Linked DNA regions of Homo sapiens: regions 2, 3, 4 and 5 are each linked to region 1. The links are chromatin contacts, found by Hi-C or POLR2A ChIA-PET in ENCODE. All regions are on one chromosome and are shown on one strand. Each heading gives the region's core, a stretch centred on a gene start or an enhancer-like site at or near the end of the contact. The rest is flanking DNA. Distances are from core to core; before and after follow the strand shown.

Region 1 (2,700 bases), core at 162-2,661:
TGCGCATGTGAGGGATTTAGGTTGCGTGCTCCTTATGAGAATCTAATGCCTGATGATCTGTCACTGTCTCCCATCACCCCCAGATGAGACTGTCTAGTTGCAAGAAAACAAGCTCATGGCTCCCACTGATTCTACATTATGGTGAGTTGTATAATTATTTCATTACATATTACAGTGTAGTAACAGTAGAAATAAAGTGCACAGTAAATATAATGTGCTTGAATCATCCCCAAACCATCCTCCCTCCCCCAGAAAAAACTGTCTTCCATGAAACTGGTCCCTGGTGCCCAAAAGGTTGGGGACCGCTGTTTTAATCATCAAGGATTCTGACGAACCTCTTTGAATTTTCTATTTAATTCATATTCCATAAGTAAAACTTGATTCCTTGTTTGTTTGTTTTTCCCCTAAGAATTTAGAAAGCAGAGTGCATGTTGGGGAGACCTGGTTTAAATTCGAGAAGCAGATAACACAAAGACAAGTAAAAAAAAAAAACATGATGTACACAGGATTGACAGAATAAAAAAAAAGTCTTTGTGCAAGGGAATGTGACTATACAGAAATGTGGAGAGGAAAATACGTAATGTTAGTGTTAATAACTTTTGACCCCATTTAGGTCACTTTGAGTAATGAAGCTCAAAACACTAGATTATATTTTTAGCAAAGTAAGTGCAGTATCCAGTCTCTCACAGATGTCATGTGTCTCAGGCCGTTTGGAAAATTCAGCATCTGCCGCATTCCCAGTCTTTGATGAGGACACTCCGCGAACTACAAGCACCCTCAGTGGGAGGACCTCCCAGGTCGGGGTGTGAGGGCCAATGAGGAGGCTGGGGAGGGGAGGCAAGAGTTACGGAAACGGGGCCACAGCACTCCAGATGCCGCGGCGGGAGGAAGCGGGGCTGCAGAGGACTCAAAACGCGTTCAGAGAGGCCCATCCAAATGCCAGGAGACAGACGGCAAGGATGCTTAAGAGGAGACGTGACTGGGCGAGGCAGATGAGGAGAGGGCCGTGGGCCAAGGTCACCCGCTAAGAGGCGGCAGGTTTACCACTGAGACACGAGGCCGTGGTTTTTGCCCGTGCCTCCAGAAAGAGCGTGGCGAGATCCCCGCAGAACCCAGGCGTGGGAGGCCCTGGGGAAGAGCCACGAGGCCCGACTCTAGTGGCTCAGGGGCCCTGGGCAGCGGCGCGCCACCGCTCGCCCCACCCTCAGCCGCTCTCCTCTTCCGGGCGCGCTGCTTGCCTGCGTGCGCCGGGACGCGCGGGGCCGAGCGTCTGAAGCGCGCCCGTACGCGGAGCGGCGCTTTCTAGGAGCCCCGCCCTCAGGTGCGCTCTGCAGGAGGCGGGGCGCGACTTCGGCGCCGCCAGCTCTGCCTGCGCCAGGAGCGCGCGGGTGCGCGCGGCCGCGCCCTCGCACAGATCCCAGCTGGGTCACCCGCACTGAGTCAACAGACTGAGCGCGTCCAGGCCTGACAGCTCTGCGGCTCGGGCCCTGAGGTGAGGCGGGCGTCGCGGGCGGCGGCGGCGCTTGAGGCTAGCCTGGGACAGCCGTCCCTGGGGGAGTTGAGGGGACGAGGAGGGGCTGGCCAGCGAGGGACGGCGGGGAGAGAAGGGGAGTTCGGCGTCTGAGGTGTGGGGTGAAGCGGGCTCGGAAGCGGGCAGAGGCGGCGAGCTGAGGGAAACAGACCTCCCTCAGCTCCCGGGAAGCGCGGGTTGCCAGCCTCGGGGATGCGGTGGGAGCGCCCAGGATGCGGACGTGAGGGGGTCGGGGCCCTGCGGCGGGGGCTCCGCGAGGCTCCCCTGGGACCGGGTCCGGCCGTGGGACTTCGGGACACTGCCTTTGCCTGGACGCTGTCGTTCCACCCTCAGCAACCTCAGGGAAAGAAGGAAAACAAATATTGATGTAAATTTCCGTCTGAACAGCTGGGTAATGAGCGCTTGCTCTTCCCTGCGAGGTTACGCGCGGATCATTACCTTGCGTGTTAAAAGGAGTTTCAGTGAGAAGAAAATGCGCAGATCTCATGACACAGTTTGGGAGGGAAATTCCCTGATCCTAAAACACGAATAGGAGCTCCAGGCATGGAAATACTTAATTGGATCGGAAAGCTGGGCAGGCTGGAGCTATTAAGCTGAAGGAGGTTTTCCCCTGGGCTCCTCAGGCTTCGATTTACGTTTTAAATAAATAAGTCCGAAAATAATGAAGATAATAACCACGTTTACTTTCTACAAGGGCGTTCTGAAGGAATCTAAGGGAAGAGGAGTATTTGCTGGACTACAGCTTTAAGCCAGGCTCGGTATTAGCTCTTTTCATTCTGACAGCAACCCTGTAGGATTGGAGGGGGTTATTCCAGTTGGGCAGGTGTGGAGAATGGGCCTCAAAGAGGTTAAGTAACTTATTAAGGTCTCAGCTAGTAAAAGGATGGAGTTGAGATTCCAACCCGGGCTGCCAGACCCTAATTCTGGTGCTTTATTTAGTATATTTTGTGTTTGCCGGGAGAGCAATATTGTATGTGTTTTAGGGAAGACTCCATAGTAGGGAACATTATTAGGGCAGTTAGGGCTTTGTGGGTATTTGTGTTAAAATCAAACTAAAGAGGCGTTAATCTTTGCATATGTGCTGTTTGAGTATATTTCCTTTCAAACAGATTTAGTGTAGGGAAATCTTACATTCACTATAAGAGCAAATTTATTAGTACATTCCATGT
Region 2 (2,790 bases), core at 108-2,607, 1.1 Mb after region 1:
CAGGAGGTCGAGGCTGCAGTGGGCCGTGATCGTGCCACTGCAGTCCAGCCTGGGCAATAGAGACTCTGTCTCAAAAAATAATAATATGAATTAACTCATCAGTGCCACATGAAAAATACTCATCGTTTCTAATGTGACTCAAAGATCTTCAACATCAAATAAAAACAAAACTAATGTAAGCCCTATCATTTCTGCAATTTAACTGCAGGCTGAGAAACTACAGCTTAGCCACTGAAGTTTATGGCCTCAAAGTCATGTCACATTAGGGAAGACATCAGATGACTAATCAAAAGCCAGCCTCACAATGACAGGTTTCTTCCATTCACATCGTGTTCCTATATAGAGCTTTCATCCTTCCTCTTGAATGGGTCCGATGTTCCACCACGAGGCTTTTTGAATTAAGGAAAAAGTTGAACATCTCTGTCTGGATCATCTTTGTCATATTTTCTAATTATTTAGATTTTGCCAGTTTAATGATAGACGATTGATGGGAAAACTTAAGCTAATGTCTGTTCTGATTGAACCTATAAATTCTGGGGTTGAAGAGGCTGACTAAAATTCCAGACCAAATGTCTCTGTACTCAAAGCTCTGATATAAGCATAGGCTCATCCTCACTCCTACACAACTGGGCTGAAATCTGACTTCTACAGGACAAAATATAAAACAAGATGTACCTTCCTGTAGTCTACCTACCTTGATTAGGAAGGAAGGCTCCCATGGAAGCTTTTAACTTACAAGGACGGACATGTCTGGGCCTGGCTGGAAGAAAGTTGTGGAGTGTGACTTCATCTTAATATTAAAAAGGCAGTGTGAAAGGTCAGGAGGCCTCCTCTTGCCTCCCAAGCCTAATCTAGGGAAGCTGCGGGAGAAGATGGGCAGGGGGCGCAGAATTCGGTCACTGCAGTGGGCTGGAGGCCTAGGATGCTTTGGTCCCAAAACCAGAACATCACGGGCAAACGGGAAGGAGCTGGCCACCCTGGCTGGTTGCCTATAGCAACTCGCACTGTGGGCTCTGGTCCATGCAGACACAACCCAGTCTCCAGCTGGGAGTGGAGTGGGGGTTCCCCAGGGACTCTCGCTTCGCCTCTTCTTCCCCAGGAGCCTCGGGAAAGGCCTCCCTGGCTCCCTAGAGGCACCGACCCCGCGGACCCCGCGGCTTCCGCCACGTCCGCCCCTCCTACATCCTCATCCCGCTCCACCGACCGCGACCGGCCCCCGCCTCTACGACCCGGCTACCCTGCCTAGGGGCCCCGGCCCAGCTCTGACAGCACCCGCGAACCGCCCTGACCCGACAGGCCTCGATACCACCCACCCGCGGCAGCCCTCACGCGCATGCGCACCGCGTCCCTTCGCACTGCGCCACGCCACGCCCACTGGCGCCACGCCCCTTACGCCACGCGCCGCGCCGCTGCGTCGCGCACGCCCTGTGGGCCCCGCCCAACTCACGACCCACCCATGCCACGCCCCTGAGCGTGCGGCCGCCTGGGCAGGCGCAGAGCTGGAGTTCAGCGGCCGCGACCCGCCTCTTCCAGAATAGAGGGTAGCGAGGGGACTACAAGCCCCAGCTGTCCACCCCCGCAGTCGCCGATTCCTCGCTTGCGCTCGCGGCGGCTCCGCGGCCCGGTTCTCGAGAGCCACAGATGCGCCCGCGTCGCTGGGGTCTCCCGTGTGGGAACGTCCTCGGCAGGCCGCGGGTTTGAGAGGCATCGCCGGCGTGACGAATGCAACCAGCGTGGCCCCAAATGAGTCGGCGGCCGCCGCAGGTTGACGTAGAGCCGCAGCGCTCCCCGGGGCCGTCACCCTCAGCACTTTCCCTTCTTTATTTGTTGGGGGCCGCGGGGGCTGGAACCCAGAAGCGCAAGTGTGGGGCGCGTCCTCGTGGCGTCCCTGGCGCTCCGAGGCCGAAACCCGGATGCTGAGGGGAGGCCGTGAGCTCGGAAAGGCACCGCGGGGCCGGCATTAGGGCTGAGCTAGCTCTGTACCCTCTGGTGGGACTTTCGGTCTCTCTGGGCCTCGCCATTCTCTTTCTTTTTCTTGCTTTTTTTTTTTTTTTTTTTTTTTTGGAGACGGAGTCTTGCTCTGTTGCCCAGGCTGGAGTGCAGTGGGACAGTCTGGGCTCAGTGCAACCTTTGCCTCCTGGGTTCAAGCGATTTTCCCGCCTCAGCCTCCCCAGTAGCTGGAACTACAGGTGCCCGCTATCACGTCCGGCTAATTTTTGTTATTTTTAGTAGAGATGGGGTTTCACCATGTTGGCCAGGCTGGTCTCGAACTCCTGACCTCAAGTGATCCGCCCGCCTTGGCCTCCCAAAGTGCTGGGATTACAGGCGTGGGCCACCGCGCCCGGCTTTTTTTTTTTTAATACGGGTTTTCACCCTGTTACCCAGGCTGGTCTCGAACTCCTGCGCTCAGGTGATCCACCCCCCCGCACCCCGGTCTCCCACAGTGCTGGAATTACAGGCGTGAGCCACGGCGCCCGGCCTGTTATTTTGAAGTCAAGCTATTTTACCATCCTCTGGATTTTCGTCATCCTAATTCTCCTTCCCAGTCTCAAGGAAAGACAGGCACATTTTCTTGATGACTTCAGCATTTGTAACCCCTTGTTGGCTCTCCTTAGAGGACATTAACTCTGAACCTTTCAACTTCGAGGATCTCTTTAGCCCTTCCTTATTTGTTCACTCTCCTGGATCATGAATTCTCCAAATTTGTCCTTTGAACCCAGTGCCCATATCCACCCTCACCTGAACCCATTCTTGAATAAAATGCATTCCTACCATGACTGTTCTCAAAGT
Region 3 (2,841 bases), core at 233-2,732, 1.3 Mb after region 1:
GGTACTCACTGTACTGTCTTTTCCCTTGTTCTTGAATCTGTGAAGACGGGCAGCTGGTGTATTAGCATTCTCGTTGGTGGACATGGTTATGAGACAAAGGGAGAAAGCTAAAAGATGGGGGAAGAGAAAAATATTTCCTTTATCATTTTCCTTTGTCAATAATAGTACCAAATAAGAACTGAATTATCAAGCATCTACTGAATCCACACCTGTATACTAGAGGGGGGATCATCATGTTTTCGGCACTATGAAATAGCTTTACCCAAAGGGGAAGTGTCCCCCTTCCCTCTAAAGGGCTGAGACTTCCTGGAGAGGGCTCTCCATCAGAAATAGAATGCAAGCTATATAAATTGAAACTTCCTAGTAGCCATATTTTTAAAAAGGAGAAAAGAAACAAGTGAAACTAATTTTAATAATGTATTTTACTTAACCCAACATATCCAAATAGTATTTCAACGTGTTATCAATATATAAAATAACTGACATCTTCTACATTCTTTTTCCATACTCCATCTTTGAAATCTTTTGTGTACTTTAAGCTTACAGCGTATTTCAATTTGGACTAGCCACATGTATCCACCGTTTCTGACAGCCTAGTTCGATACTCCAGAGTCCCTAATAGTTAATTCAAGACAAAGTAGGGGAACCAAGTCAACTTACAGCTAAAAATTATGTGCCAGGGCAATAAATTCAGATCCTCAGGAGGCTCTCCCTATTTTACTGTCTTTACTTGGCCAAAATAGGTGCAGACTCGAAAATTAAATAAAAATTTGCTTCATCATTACATTATGGTCAACATTAAAAATGCAGTGCCGCATCTCGCATATTTGATTTGCATTTCCAGAGACTAGGAGTGAATGCGCTTAATTAGGATGACATCAGCTGTGCGTCATTCAGAAGATGACAAAAGTCAAAGCCCTCCTTACAATTTGCTATCTTTGCTTTCATTACGCTCGCCTACGACTTGGTGGCAGAGCCACCCCCGGGGCCTAGGTGTCAGAGACGGTGCTCCCAACTGCCACCCCCAGCCCCTGCCCCCACGCCGGGGAAGATGCAACGAGAAAGGAGGAGGCGAAACCAGGGCCGCCACAAGTCCTCCCGGGACATTCGCCCTCAAGCCTGGCTCGCTCCGATTCTCCCGGCCGCGACGCGTTAAGGCCTCCGCTGCCGTTTGCAGAGCGTCGGCGCCCTAAACCCGCAGACCCCGCGAAACTCAGCCGCCTGGTCAATGAACGTCGCCCCCGAGGCCTAGTCAACGCGGGAGGCAGAGCCAGGCTCGGCGTGGACCCGGGGCCTCCCTCCCCCAACCCAAAAGGCGAACGCCGCCCACGGGCAAGCCGTTAGCGCTCGGGCCGGGCCGCCGCCTGAGTCTGTACCTGCGAAGCGGGCCTGGGCTTCCACGGGAGGCGATGCGGGGGGAATCAGCGGCTGTAGGGCGACTGCGTTCAAAGGGTCCACCTCGACTCAGCTCAAAGACCGTGTGGCTCGTGCAGCCGGCCGGCGCGATTTAAATTTCCCGGTGACTCCGCATTCCGATTGGCTGGTTCGAGCCTAAGCTGTGTGCCCATTGGTGGATTTGAAAAACACGTTGGGAGGGGAGGGAGTCATAGGGCTTGGGGGCGAGTGGGAGGGGGGAAAGAAAAAAAAAAAAAGAGGATGGCATCGCGAGATGAGGGAGCGGCCGGGCGGTGAGGGAGCGGCCGGGCGGTGAGGGAGCGGCCGGGCGGTGAGGGAGCGGCCGGGCGGTGAGGGAGCGGCCGGGCGGTCCCTGAGCGCCTGGCGGGGCGGAGCGGGAGGACTCCAGATCCCGTCAAGCAGCGCGAAGGGGCGGTTCCCTGGGCCGTTCGTGTTTCCATAGGGTTGAAGCGTGCATGGTCCTTGGGCGTTTTCCTGGGCGACAGCCTTAAACAAATACCACAAAATGATTCTCTAAGTCATTATTTTAAAAACTTTGTTGTTGATCTTCATGAAAATAAAAAAATTCTAATTAGTAAATAAGTAATCTTTATAGAAAAACATATTGCTTTGCATTTTTTTCCTATTATGACACCCAAAGTACTCGGCGGGGGTTTCTGGCTACTATGGGAGGGAAGATTTGTGTTATATTTTTTAGTTTAGTTTTTTTTTAATTGCATCATAAAAGACTGTATAGAAGCCGCAAATATGGAAACAAAAGGTTTCTTATGCCTGTTTCTCCAAAAACTCAAGTTTTTTATTTTTAAATAATTTCAAATGCAGCAGAATTGCAAATCTTTATCCAGATTTGCCAAATCTTAACATTTTGCCACATTTGCTATTGCTTTCTCTATACATATATATGTATACATATGCACGCGTGTACATATGTGTGATTTTAATATGTTACTTTAAGAGAAAGTTTCAGAATCATGTCCTTTTTCCTCTGTTTCACGGTGTCTCTCCTAAGAAAAGACATTCTCTTATATAACCACACTGCAGTCATCAAATTCAGAAAAACTGAAATTTCATGCTGTTGTTTAGTATGTAGTGTGTGTTCAAGTTTTTTCAATTGTTATAGTAACATTCTATGCTCATTACACATTTCTGAATTTTGCATTTTTTGCCATATGCTCAAACGAACAAACAAAACAAAGATGGTCAACAGAGCATCAGGATTCTGGGCCATTTTTGTTTCTGCAATTTTTTTGTGTTCTAAAAGATTACATTTTAGAAAAGTTTTCATGGTTTATTTCTTACTATAAATAAATTCAAACAGCAAGTTTGTCCATTTTTGCAGGCATTAATGCCAGCCTCATTCATCGTAAAGCCAGAGTTCATAAAGGGTTGGACCTACTCTTAATCAGCATAATCCCATCCCCCTAA
Region 4 (2,700 bases), core at 200-2,699, 1.0 Mb after region 1:
GGGAATACCACCTCCATCCCCATTTTACAGATCTGGAGAAATTAACGCTCTACGAGGTTAAATTACGCCTACAAGGTTGCAAAGCTGCTCAGCGGCCCCTTGGCTGTACACTACTGGCCATACAAGGCACCCTGTACCAACGAATCTTCTCCCCACTTACACAACCAGAACTTGTCAACGGCAAAGGATGGCATTTAACTCAGGAGAGCCTATCCCAAAATGGTGAGAGAACTCAGCGAGCAAGGAAGGATTTTTATTAAAATTCAGATCGCCGACTCCTCCCGGTGGCGACCCTCCGTGCATGCACTCCCAAACTAGGCTCTCTTGAGTTTCTGACATCAGAACCACATTCTCCGAACCCCAATGAAGGCAGCAGCCGGCGCCAAAGTCTGCATACGAATGCAAATAACATGGCCTTTGCTTCCGAGCAGTTTCCAAATTTGCCCTCGGGATGTGAGGTAGAGACCAAGAAGCTAAGTTTGCGCCCCCGCAGGCTCTGAAATGTCTAGGATCTGACACATGCTTTGTCCCCATGAGGAGCTCCTGAGATTTCGCGTGCATCATCCGCTTAGTTCACGGTGACCTTGGGGTCGGGGACTACGGGATGAGGGGCACGGACTGTCTAAACCTCCAGGTCCCTTACAGAGGGCTCCCCGCGGGTATGGGAGCCATGCACCTGTGCCGACGCCGCCACTGCCTGGAGGGTGCGCGCGCGCCCCGGGCCGGGGATGCTGACTCAGCCCGGCTGCTCACATTCCTTTCGCGCAACGCGGATGCTGTTGCTGCCGCTGCTGCCGGTGCAGCAAAGTGGGGGAAGCAAGGCACCCGCAGCGGCCCGGCCGCTCGCTCCCTGGGGCCCACTGCGACACTCCCTCCCCACTGCCGGAAGGGGAACTGTGGGGGTGCGCGAGTTGACGAAACTGGGGGAAGTGGGCGCTGCAGGAGGAACTCAGGCGCCGCGCGCGCAGCTCACACCCAAACTGGAAGGAACCTGTTCTGCCCGGGGCGGGCGCGAAGCCGCCGCAGCCGCGAGCGCCGCGCGGGATCAGCCCCGGCGCGCGCGTGTTCCCCCTCGCCGCTAAATCCCTAAATCCTCAGGGCGCGGGCGGGACTGGGCGGTGGGCGCGCCGGGAAGGCGCCCGGGGGTGGGGACGGGGACCCGCGCGCTCGCGCCTGGCCGAGGTGCTCCGAGACAGGATGCAGGCACCCCCAACACCCTGCACGCTCGCGCTCCTACTAGCGTTGCAGCAAAGCTCCGGGGTCTGGGCGGGTCACGCGCGCAGAGGCGCACCCGGGTTGGGAGATCGGGGCGTTGTGCCAAGGACCCCGGCGGCGCTGGCGGGGGCGGCCCGGCCCCGGACCGCGACGCGGTTACCTTTCGTGACCCCCAGCCCAGGCGGCAGGCTGGCGGGCGCGCGACCGGCGCGGCTCAGGTCCACGTGGGACGGCGCGCGCGCGCCAGGCAGGCCCCCTCCTTGGCTGCGCTCAGCGCTCGCAGCACATGGTCGGCGGCGGCGCGCCCCCGAGGCCGGCGGAGACCGGCTGCAGCCGGTATAGGATAAGAGCTAGGCAGCGACGCGGGGCCGGGGCGCGGGCGGCAGCACGCACGGCCCGGGTCGCAGGCGGCCGGGGTGGGGGGCGGGGGGAGGGTGTGGCTCGGGTGCCCGAGTCGCGGGAGTGGGTGGAGGGCCCGGGCGCTCGGGCCTCACCAGCCCGAGCCAACTTGCGCTAGAGTCGGGCCCGCCCCCTAAGGGGTTAATCCTTTTCTCATGTTACCGAGCGGCTTATAAGGAGGGGGAGGCCAAGCCTCCGCCTTATTGGGAGCCTTTGGGGGTTTATTCTCTTCCCTTCTAACTTGGTGAGTTGGTTTATTATTTTACATGTTTAAAAGTTTGATTGTGGGATGTGGGTTGTTTTTTAAAAAATATGTGTTGGGGCCTTTTTTTGTGATGGGAGGCGGAGGAGACCACTGAACATCTTCACATTTTGGAGAGGTTATTCCCAAAAATATTCGCTCTGACAGTTAGGAATGCCCAGGGCCACCGGGATGACGCGCTCGCGCCGGTGTGGGTAGCTGAGAGTTGAATGTCCGTGACCCTGGTACAGTTGGGTCCCGGAAGATACCTAAAGGCACGCCTGGCCTTTGAGTGCCCCCTGCCCCGGGTTGGGGGCTCCGGGACGTCGGAAGAGTCGGGGGCTCCAGGCTCAGCCCCTCCGCGGATTTTCCGCATGAAGTTGCCTGCGCGTCGCAGGAGCGAAATGTCAGAGGTACCTTCCTACCCCAGGCTGGCGCGCGCACGCAGGCCGGGCACTGAGGCAGCGCGAGGGAAAGTGGGGCTCCCTGCCTCCCCCGACCCCCAAACACAGCACTCCCTGCGGCGGCCACCGTTTGTCCCCAGCGGGAAGCCGGGGATTTCCCGGCAGAGCGCGGGTCCTCCACCTGGACTGTCAGAACTGTCAGCGGCTGACGGCCGGTCCCGCGCAACTTCAAGGTTCCCGGGCTGCCAACCGCAGGAAAGCGCTGGTGTCGCCAAGCAGTTCCGTAGCAAGGGAAGATGGTTTTGCAGAGGAAATGGGTTATTTCCTTCTAGGTTGTTGTCGTCTTTTCTTTTTATTCCCCCCACCCTAGCAAGACAGGTCATAGAAGTTTGTTAGGTGGCGTATATAAAATGTCACCAAACATGGGGGGCGTCAGTCTTA
Region 5 (2,778 bases), core at 105-2,604, 1.9 Mb after region 1:
GGCTCCTCCTCGCACCCCTACCTGACCGCAGAGGGCGGGGAGGGGAGGCTGGGCCCACGGCCAGGACGGGATGCCCCCCAAACCCCAGCTACAGCGCGCGCCGGGGGCTCTTGGGTTTGGTTTATTCATTTTCTTATTTGGAGGGAGGGGGCGCACCCACTCCCTTTGGCTCATAGTGATCCCCAACAGTCTGGATTCTGGGCGCCCCCGAAAAGCCCACCCGGAGTCCGCCGCCCCACCCAGCGCCGCCCTCCCCCGCTGGGGTGACAAGTGGAAGCCGCAAATCCCCTCCCTCCTCTCCTCCAGGCTTCGGGTTTGCGGGGTAACGTCCACCTGGGTTTCCTGCCGCTCGCCCGGGGCTCGCCGGCCAGGAGGCGGCGGTAGCGGCGGGGGTCCCGGAGCGGGCGAGGCCGGGCCGGGCGCGGCGCTTACCTCGTCTACGGTGAGCGGCATGCAGATCCGGTACTCTTTCAGCAGCATGGTCCTGCCGGCCGCGGACCCCCGGGGCGGGAAGCGGGGGGCGCCCCCAAGACCAGCAAGGCTGCTGCCCAGGCGCAGGGCAGGGCGCCCGGAGCCCGGCGCTCGGAGCCGGAGGGCGAAGCAGCCCCCGCGGCGCGCTCAGCTCCTGGCTTCCTCCTCTCCGCCCCAGAGCATGTCAGGGTTTGGGTCTGGGTGTTCGCAGCTCCCCCGCCTCCTCCCTCGCCGAGGCCGGTCCTCCCGGAACGCGGTGTTGCAAAGTCAGGGAGGCAGGGAGGGAGACCCGCTGGGGACGACTCTGCTCGGCTGCCCAGGGTGGTAGGAGCGGCCGCCAGATCAGGACATGCCCGGCAGCGAGCGAGGGAGGAAAAAAGAGAGATTTCCAAAAATTAAAACGAATGCACAAAAGTCACCCGCTCGATCCGCCTCCGAAAGCAGACGGGAACCTGGCGACCCCCCTCCTCCGGCGGGTCTGCCCGATGCTAATGTCACCAGGAACACATTGCAGCCGGAGCCGGAGATGCTGACTTTCCAGACAAAGGCTCGATCGGCTTCTCTCCGCGGGCGGTAAACAAGATTTCCTGCTCTTTTTAGGGCCGGTCCCCGCGCCGCTCCGGGGCTCGGCTCGGGGAGAAAAGGGAAGCCGCCGCCGCCGCCGCCGCTCGGCTCTGCCCGGCTGGGGCCCCGGGCGCCTCCAACCTCGGCTCGCGGCTGCCAGGGGCGGGCGGGAGGAAGCTGGCGCCTTCCGCGCGCGTCCCCTCCCCCGAGTCCCTCGGCTCCCCGGGCGCCGTGCGTGCCCGCGAGTTTGCAGCCACCTCGCCGGGGCCGGAGCGTCCGCGCCGATGCAGTGTGCCTGGGGCCGGGAGGTGGGTGCGGGAGGAGCGAGCGCGAGCGAGGCTGACATCAGCAGCGGCCGCGGCGGGGAGGGTAGCCCCATCCGGCCAATGGGGAAATGGCAAAGAATGTGGAGGATTTAAACAAAACAGCATGTCTCTGCCAGACGGCGGGGCTGCTCCGGAGCGGAGCCCGGCCGGCGCTGGGGAGGCTCGGGCAGAGGGGCTTTCCTCGGCTCCTTTGCCCTTTGAATCCGCTCTCCATTGTGCCCTGAGTGCTGCCGTGCTCCATCCAGCCCCTCTGGGAAGTTTCTGGTCCCCTGACCCTAGGGACAAGTCACCAATGCCCACCACCTATGTGTGGTCCAGTAAGCAAGTCTGGGGCTGGAGAGGCAATGGGTGGGATTTGGGAACAAACCCTTGCCTGGTTTCAGAGGAGAGATCCTGGAAAACTGGGAAGTGCAGCCGTGTGAATGGAAATGAAGTACAAACGGGGAGGGAACAACCAGAGAGAACATGAACCCCACGTAGCCTGTTACCTCGCCTGGCCCGGCTCTGCAATCTTTCTGCAGATTGTGCAGGCTCCGCGCAGCAGAAAGAAAGAGTAGGTTTTCGTATCCGCACTCCTAAGTTCAAAAAGTCACAGTGAAATGTCAATGAAAATGCCTGGAGTGTTGCTATTTGATCCATATTAAACAGATCTCTCATTTTAACCACAAGAAGCACATTCTTCAGTTACTCAGGAAGCAGCATGGAACTGCTGAAGTCTGTTTTTCATTTGTCTGGTATTTTTCAGCTTGTTTTTATGAAAAGTTGCCGGATGAAAAATGCATCAGTTGCCTGTATGAGAATAACCTGTAAGCGTTATCTTTTCTCCGAAAAATCTTCACGCTCTGAAGTCCTGAAGCTAGAGCTTAGATGGCGATGCAGATGCCTCAATACAGTATTTTGAATTGTGTTTAATTAATAAGTAATTAACCAATATGACGATGATGGGCTTGTGGCAAAAGTCATCCAGAGGGCTGGAGAGAATTTATAACTGTTAACTGATACAAACCCTCCTAGGAAAATGATACCCTATATCCAGCTTATATTTTAGTGGAAACTATTTTCCAGATAAATGCTTTCCAGAGTTGGCTCAGAAATATTCACAGCAACTAATTAAAGCTAAACCAAATTCCTCGAGGTGGAAAATCTAAATCTGACACTGCAGTGTTGAATAATAACACATTGGAAGGCTGTGATATGGAAAGAAACTCAAGCTGTTTTTCCTTTTTTTTTTTTTTTTTTTGCTTCTTACTTGAAAACAAATGGAAGACCTAATAATCTTCCCAGAGGCAGGAAGGCAAGGGATTGGCTAGCCACACATGCGCATGCACTTGGGACATCGGGATGTGTAGGCTCAGTTCCTGGCTTCCTGGACATTTCCTGACACTGATTCTGGAAGGAAGTATTCTACTGACGGGTG

The links. Hi-C counts contacts between places; a loop is a spot of excess contacts on that map. ChIA-PET counts read pairs that join two places held with the same protein, here RNA polymerase II (POLR2A). Pooled maps may share reads with other maps.
Region 2: a pooled map shows a loop between it and region 1 (7-fold over the local background). The contact joins the promoter of AMZ2 here to the promoter of ABCA5 in region 1. A Hi-C loop is called at or near these places in 13 of 50 pooled maps.
Region 3: a loop to region 1 is called in a map of CD8-positive, alpha-beta T cell, with 20 times the contacts of the local background. The contact joins the promoter of KPNA2 here to the promoter of ABCA5 in region 1. A Hi-C loop is called at or near these places in 3 of 168 maps with a recorded cell type or tissue (CD8-positive, alpha-beta T cell, ascending aorta and naive thymus-derived CD4-positive, alpha-beta T cell), 2 of 37 single-sample maps with no recorded cell type and 8 of 50 pooled maps.
Region 4: a map of B cell shows a loop between it and region 1 (13-fold over the local background). The contact joins the promoter of ARSG here to the promoter of ABCA5 in region 1. A Hi-C loop is called at or near these places in 3 of 168 maps with a recorded cell type or tissue (B cell, CD8-positive, alpha-beta T cell and naive thymus-derived CD4-positive, alpha-beta T cell), 19 of 37 single-sample maps with no recorded cell type and 15 of 50 pooled maps. POLR2A ChIA-PET finds 5 or more read pairs at or near these places in 2 of 52 experiments (CD4-positive, alpha-beta T cell and activated naive CD4-positive, alpha-beta T cell).
Region 5: a map of B cell shows a loop between it and region 1 (17-fold over the local background). The contact joins the promoter of PITPNC1 here to the promoter of ABCA5 in region 1. A Hi-C loop is called at or near these places in 1 of 168 maps with a recorded cell type or tissue (B cell) and 5 of 50 pooled maps. POLR2A ChIA-PET finds 5 or more read pairs at or near these places in 1 of 52 experiments (GM12878).

Annotation. Positions count from the first base shown.
Region 1 is chr17:69,325,844-69,328,543 of GRCh38, reverse strand. ABCA5 (ATP binding cassette subfamily A member 5) reads left to right here and starts at 1,411. Exons shown (of 39, transcript NM_172232.4): 1 at 1,411-1,492. RefSeq lists an enhancer at 905-1,044 and silencers at 1,125-1,504, 1,635-1,724.
Region 2 is chr17:68,246,610-68,249,399 of GRCh38, reverse strand. AMZ2 (archaelysin family metallopeptidase 2) reads right to left here and starts at 1,357. Exons shown (of 7, transcript NM_016627.5): 1 at 695-1,357. RefSeq lists a silencer at 1,231-1,530 and enhancers at 1,745-2,290, 2,291-2,790.
Region 3 is chr17:68,034,376-68,037,216 of GRCh38, reverse strand. KPNA2 (karyopherin subunit alpha 2) reads right to left here and starts at 1,482. Exons shown (of 11, transcript NM_002266.4): 1 at 1,377-1,482; 2 at 10-107. The coding sequence starts at 84. RefSeq lists enhancers at 950-1,169, 1,189-1,736 and a silencer at 1,700-1,749.
Region 4 is chr17:68,290,244-68,292,943 of GRCh38, reverse strand. ARSG (arylsulfatase G) reads right to left here and starts at 1,449. Exons shown (of 12, transcript NM_001267727.2): 1 at 1,376-1,449. It overlaps SLC16A6 (solute carrier family 16 member 6), which reads left to right and starts at 1,817. Exons shown (of 6, transcript NM_004694.5): 1 at 1,817-1,858. RefSeq lists an enhancer at 362-591 and silencers at 1,451-1,625, 992-1,681.
Region 5 is chr17:67,375,857-67,378,634 of GRCh38, reverse strand. It overlaps PITPNC1 (phosphatidylinositol transfer protein cytoplasmic 1), which reads right to left and starts at 1,354. Exons shown (of 9, transcript NM_012417.4): 1 at 433-1,354. The coding sequence starts at 480. RefSeq lists silencers at 1-269, 280-699, 1,050-1,299, 1,350-1,469 and an enhancer at 855-1,548.